Linked DNA regions of Homo sapiens: region 2 is linked to region 1. A link is a loop called in an ENCODE intact Hi-C map of the cell type or tissue named here. Cell type or tissue: dorsolateral prefrontal cortex. All regions are shown on one strand. Each heading gives the region's core, and the rest is flanking DNA. Links, peaks and the distances in the headings are about the cores only. Region 1 overlaps RERE (arginine-glutamic acid dipeptide repeats). Region 2 overlaps RERE (arginine-glutamic acid dipeptide repeats).

Evidence for each region. Hi-C counts contacts between places; a loop is a spot of excess contacts. Peaks named below come from ENCODE experiments on the same cell type or tissue, not always from the same donor. Only the 100,000 strongest peaks of a DNase experiment are listed, where the experiment ranks them.
Region 2: a loop joins it to region 1, with 3 times the contacts of the local background. A loop is called at or near these places in 95 of 110 quality-filtered maps.

The regions. Positions count from the first base shown.
Region 1 is chr1:8,725,411-8,728,324 of GRCh38, reverse strand. All of the region lies in intron 1 of RERE (arginine-glutamic acid dipeptide repeats), which reads left to right. Among named protein-coding and RNA genes, the nearest start is that of RERE, 91 kb to the left of the region's middle. In dorsolateral prefrontal cortex, for the core only: CTCF peaks have their summits at 1,421 and 1,624 (motif pointing right); a DNase peak (open chromatin) is centred at 254; H3K27ac peaks cover 1,957 bases.
Region 2 is chr1:8,557,334-8,560,247 of GRCh38, reverse strand. It overlaps RERE (arginine-glutamic acid dipeptide repeats), which reads left to right. Exons shown (of 23, transcript NM_001042681.2): 5 at 2,725-2,830. Among named protein-coding and RNA genes, the nearest start is that of SNORD128, 64 kb to the right of the region's middle. In dorsolateral prefrontal cortex, for the core only: no CTCF peak of the experiment used is centred there; a DNase peak (open chromatin) is centred at 1,130; H3K27ac peaks cover 472 bases.

The DNA of each region.
Region 1 (2,914 bases), core at 179-2,678:
TGATAGAAAGTTTCAAGTTATGGTGTGTTATAGGTGCCTATGGAGTTATTAGGTTAGAGGAATGATTTTAATTTACTTGGATTCCTTAGCACATTGCTTATTGCATGCGTGCTCAGTAAAAGTGGATACTGGTGTTTGTGCTTTGCAGCTACCGCAGGTCTTGGTTGTCATGGCTTCTCATTAGTGCATTAAGATCCCTTTAGAGCTCTGGTTGCCTGGCAAGAGAAAAGGCAGGAACTGCCAGGAGCTGAAAGGACAGATGCTTAGCTGCAGAAGTAGCCTCTGGGGAGCGTTGGCTGCGTTGGCTGAGGTTCGTGTGCATGTGGTCAAATGTGTGAACTTGGGTTTTGCTAGACAAAACTCTGGGCTACATGGATTAATTAATATATGCTACAAGTGGTCTTTGTTTTAGAAGTCTTTGCAGTTTGAGCTATTTAAAACTTTTTTTAAATAAGCAAATTAGAAGATTCTGTTTGGGGTGCATTCCTGTCCTTTGGGGAAGTACTGCTGACCTTTAAGAATAGTGGGTAATTGGCCGGGCTCAGTGGCTCACACCTGTAATCCCAGCACTTTGAGAGGCCGAGGCTGGCGGATCACGAGGTTAAGAGATCAAGACCATCCTGGCCAACATGGTGAAACACCGTCTCTACCAAAAATACAAAAATCAGCTGGACGTGGTGGCGCGTGCCTGTAGTCCCAGTTACTTGGGAGGCGGAGGCAGGAGAATCGCTTGAACCCGGGAGGCAGAGGTTGCAGTAAGCTGAGATTGTGCCACTGCACAACAGCCTGGCGACAGAGCGAGACGCTGTCCAAAACAAACAAACAACAAAAAAATAAAAAACAGTGGGTAATTGAAATATTGTATGTTTTAATAATGACTACTAGCCAGATGCGGTGGCTCACATCTGTAATCCCAGCCCTTTAAGAGGCTGAGGCGGGCGGATCACCTGAGGTCGGCAGTTCAAGACCAGCCTGACCAACATGGAGAAATTCTGTCTCTATGAAAAATACAAAATTAGCTGCGCATGGTGGCGCATGCCTGTAATCCCAGCTACTCACGAGGCTGAGGCAGGAGAATCGCTTGAACCCTGGAGGCGGAGGTTGTAGTGAGCCGAGATCGCGCCACTGCACTCCAGCCTGGGCTACAGAGCGAGACTCCTTTCCCCCCACCCCGCGCCCTCCAAAAAAAAGACTACTAATCCACTGAAAAAAGGTCAGTTGGCTGGGCCCAGTGGCTCATGCTGTAATCCCAGCACTTTGGGAGCCAAAGGCGGGTGGATCACCTGAGGTCAGGAGTTTGAGACCAGCCTGGCCAACATGGTGAAAACCCGTCTCTACTAAGAGTACAAAAATGAGCTGGGTGTGGTGGTGCATGGCTGTGATCCCAGCTACTCTGGAGGCTGAGGTAGGGGAATTGCTTGAACTCAGGAGGTGGAGGTTGCAGTGAGCTGAGGTCGTGCCACTGCACTCCAGCCTAGGCAATAGAGGGAGACTTCTTCTCAATAAATAAATAAATAAACGTCAGTTTACAATATTAGAATACTGAAAGCTTGAGTAATTAGAAGAGTCTTATGATTAGAATTAATTATTTCAGGCTAAAAAATATTAGAAGGAGACTCTAGAGGGCAGTATAAGTCAACATGTTCATGCTTCTCCTGGCAATGGAAAGTTAAATTTTGCTTTGGAAAAATATACCAGGTGTTCTGAACTCTTTCCCCACCACACGGTGTCCCGGTTTGGTAGAAATGTGAGTTTTGGAAAGAAGTGCTCTGATTTGGCTTACAAAGATTAGCTAATGTATCAGAATTATATGGCCCTAGGGAATATCTCTGCTTGGTTTACAATACTGTCTTAGAAAAACTGGAATTGCCTGGCCGGGCGCGTTGGCTCACGCCTGTAACCCCAGCACTTTGGGAGGCCGAGGCGGGTGGATCACGAGGTCAGGAGTTCGAGACCAGCCTGACCAACATGGTGATGAAACCCCATCTCTACTAAAAATATAAAAATTAACCGAGCGTGGTGGCGTGTGCTTGTAATCCCAGCTACTCAGGAGGCTGAGGCAGAACTGCTTGAACTCGGGAGGTGGAGCTTGCAGTGAGCCGAAATTACGCTGCTGCACTCCAGCCTGGGCGATAGAGCAAGACTCCGTCTCAAAAAAAAAAAAAAAAAAAAAAAAAGAAAAGAAAAAAGGAAAACTGGAATTCCCTTATTGACTCAACTAAATTGAGTTGAGTTTGCTTTTCAGACATTTGTGGAGCATTAAGTGAAAGGAATATATCTTTATAGCTAATATGTCTTTTGTTTTCAAATCTTGTTGGGTAGGAAGTAAATGTACCCTCTATTCAAACAAATGGGAAGAGTTTGACTTATTTTGACTTTTTTTTTAAACAACTTTTTAAAACAAAGTTAAAATTAGATGCCTCATTTGTGAATGTCTGTGTTAATGTTGAACCTTTCAGAACGTTTGCATTAAGCAAAACCCAGAGCCTATTATGCCTATCACTTTTTCTTCTAATTTTTAACCTTCTATGCATTTTCAGGGAAATCTAATCCTTATGTTATTGACTCATCTTACATATAATTCATCAAATATGGTTTGGAAAGAACTGTTTTGAAGCCTAAGAAGCTCTAGTTTGTAGAGCTTCTTAGGGTCTTAGGCTTTACAAGGCAGAAAGTGGGGATTACCAAGGGCAAACTAATGAATCTCCTATAAATTTAGATTTAATATTTTAAACTATTAATTGCAATTTTTGTTTTTTGAGACAAAATTTCACTCTGTTGCTCAGGCTGGAGTGCAGTGGCACGATGTCGGCTTACTGCAACCTCTGCCTCCCGGGTTCAAGCAATTCTCCTGCCTCAGCCTCCTGAGTAGCTGGGACTACAGGCGCCCACCACCATGCCCGGATAATTTTTG
Region 2 (2,914 bases), core at 145-2,644, 170 kb after region 1:
AGTGCACAGGCAGATCCCCACAACAAAGAATCCTCTGGCCCAAATGTCAGTAGTGCTGAGGTTGAGCAAGTCCTTATTATAGACAGCGTATTTTAACTGAATGCATCCCCAAGCACTGCCAAACAGGTGCTGCTTCTTCCCCTGGTTTATATATATTTTTTCTATAATGAGTAATCTTATCCTGGTCCTGCTTTTTATTATCCTGCCGAGGGAAGAAACTAAGTTTTCTTGGAGACAAAATATAATTTTTCCTCTACCCCTCTTAAGTTCTTGGCTAAATAATCCTTGTGCCAGAGAGCATATTTTGAGGTGGTATATCCTGATCTCCTACACTTTCTAGCTGCTCTCCCATGTCCTGGCGATTTGTCCCTTGCTGCCTGTGTATTTGGTCAGCAATAGAGTTAGAAAACTCCAGTTGTCCTGTAAGCTCACTAAAGGCCAGACAGAGTCAGGACTCAGGTTCTTCTCCATATTTCCCCAGAATGGCTTCGTTGATGCATGCAGATGGACTGTGGGGTCTGGATATGTTCAGTAGTTTGTCTATCTTTATTTCAATGAAAAAATTCATTGAAATCTCTCCCATTTTTTCTCAAGTCAGATGTTAGCACATCCATAATCCCCTGCTGAAAGTAATTATTTCTCTAAACTGCTACATGTAACATTTATTCTATTTATTTAACATACTGGTATGTCCTCTTTTTCCCATCTGAAGCATAAACAGTGTAGAAAGTTTTTTTTGCCATCAGAAATTTTAATATAAAGGCATAAAATGCATAAATATTAAAGAGTACTCATCATGTAGGATTATTCTATGTATAAAGTGTAATTAAACCAGTGATGATGCCGTATTTTTGTAGGCATGTGTATTTGGCACAGTTAAATGCAAAAAAAGAATCTTGGTATTTATGTTATTTACTTTGGTTTTTTGTTTTGTTTTGTTCTGTTTTTTTTTTTTTTTTTTTTTTTTGAGCTGGAGTTTTGCTCTTGTTGCCCAGGCTGGAGTGCAATGGCACGATCTTGGCTCACCTCAACTTCCGCCTCCCAGGTTCAAGCAATTCTCCTGCCTCAGCCTCCTGAGTAGCTGGGATTATAGGCATGCCCCACCATACCCGGCTAATTTTTGTATTTACTTTAAAACAGCACATTTTCGGCCGGCGTGGTGGCTCATGCTTGAAATCCCAGCAGATTGGGAGGCCGAGGTGGGTGGATGGATCACCTGAGGTCAGGAGTTCCTGACCAGTCTGGCCAACATTGTCAAAACATGTCTCTACTAAAAATACAAAAAATAGCTGGGCATGGTGGCACACACCTATAATCCCAGCTACTTGGGAGGCTGAGGCAGGAGAATCGTTTGAACCTAGGAGGTGGAGGTTGCAGTGAGCCGAGATCACGCCACTGCACTCCAGCCTGGGCGACACAGTGAGGCTCCTTCTCAAAAAAAAAAAAAAGAAAAGGAAAAAAAAAAGAAATAACACATCTTCACATTTGAGTTCTGTTGAAACTTGTGGCAATTGTCATCTTTCTGATTCTTTAAATGGCTTTTAAGTGTTTTTTAGCAAAGGTTTTTTGGAACCTTCCTGGTGTTTTAGTGTTGGCTATATTTGTGACTTGCTCGTTAAAGCAGGAAGCATCTTCCTTCATTAATGAGGGCTCTTTTATCATATTTTAGGATTTAGGCATCCCCTTTATAAACATGAGGCATTTCTTGAATTTTAGCTCTCATTCATTACTGACCAACGGGCCTGTGATGAGAACGTAGAGGCTGCTGAAAGGCATGATACTGCATTCACCTTGGAGAAGCCTGTTAAGGCCGCACATGGGTTGGAAAAGTATTTTAGGAGGCCGCAGGGAACCTCAGTGCACTCCCTGTTGAGCTATTTCTTGACCAGCCACAGAGATGATCTTTTGCAAGCTGCAGCCCCATAACTTGCTAATGGAAGGGCAATATTTGATCCTTTATTCTCTGAACAAACTGGGAACAAAATTAACTTTTAGGGATAACATAGTGCAGTGTCCTACAAACATTTACAGGATCATTTATGTGATAATCATAAAATTCTTCATTATTCACAAATAATTTTATACAAGATGTTCTATTATCTGGAGATTCGGAAATAAATGAGATGAGGTCTCTGGACTCATAGTACCTTCATCACCACCCATTCTTCGCTATATTCATTTGGCACTTAACAATAACTGTGGCTAAACAGTGGAAGGAGAATCTGATTTAGTCTGGGTAATAGGCAAACCTTGGAGAAGAGATTATTTTGTGCCAGGCCTTGTGGGGTAAGTTCTTTCTAGCCTTATTGCCCTTAATGAGCCTTGACAGTCAGCTAACACTGACTCTAAATATTTACCAAAATGATTAAAGATTAAAATAGAAGGATATATTAATGTAGTATTGTATAGTTAATGTTAAATAAAAATGTAATTTTGAATGGATTAGTTAAACTGGGGAGATAAACAGATTCAAGACTGGTCTCCTTTTGTTTCCTGAAATAAGCAGTTTAGAGGGGTAAGGTGAGAGGGATCTATTGATGGGTGTTTTTAAAAAACAAAACTTGACCTCATAACTGACTTATGTATTGTTGTGGTCCTGATGGTAATTGTGTCTCTCCCTATCTACGTGTCCACCCGTTTACAGGGGCTTTTGGTCATGGGTATGATATGCACTTGTGGCCACCTGAAATCCTGTTCCTAATGCTGTTAGATTTTCCTTTTCAGAGTAAGAGGGACCATCTCCTCATGAACGTCAAATGGTACTACCGTCAATCTGAGGTTCCAGATTCTGTGTATCAGCATTTGGTTCAGGATCGACATAATGAAAATGGTAAATATGTCCTTGTGGTTTGATTTGTGTGTTTCTTAGCTTTGGGCAAAGTTCTTTCTAAAGACATTTCATTAAATGAAGATA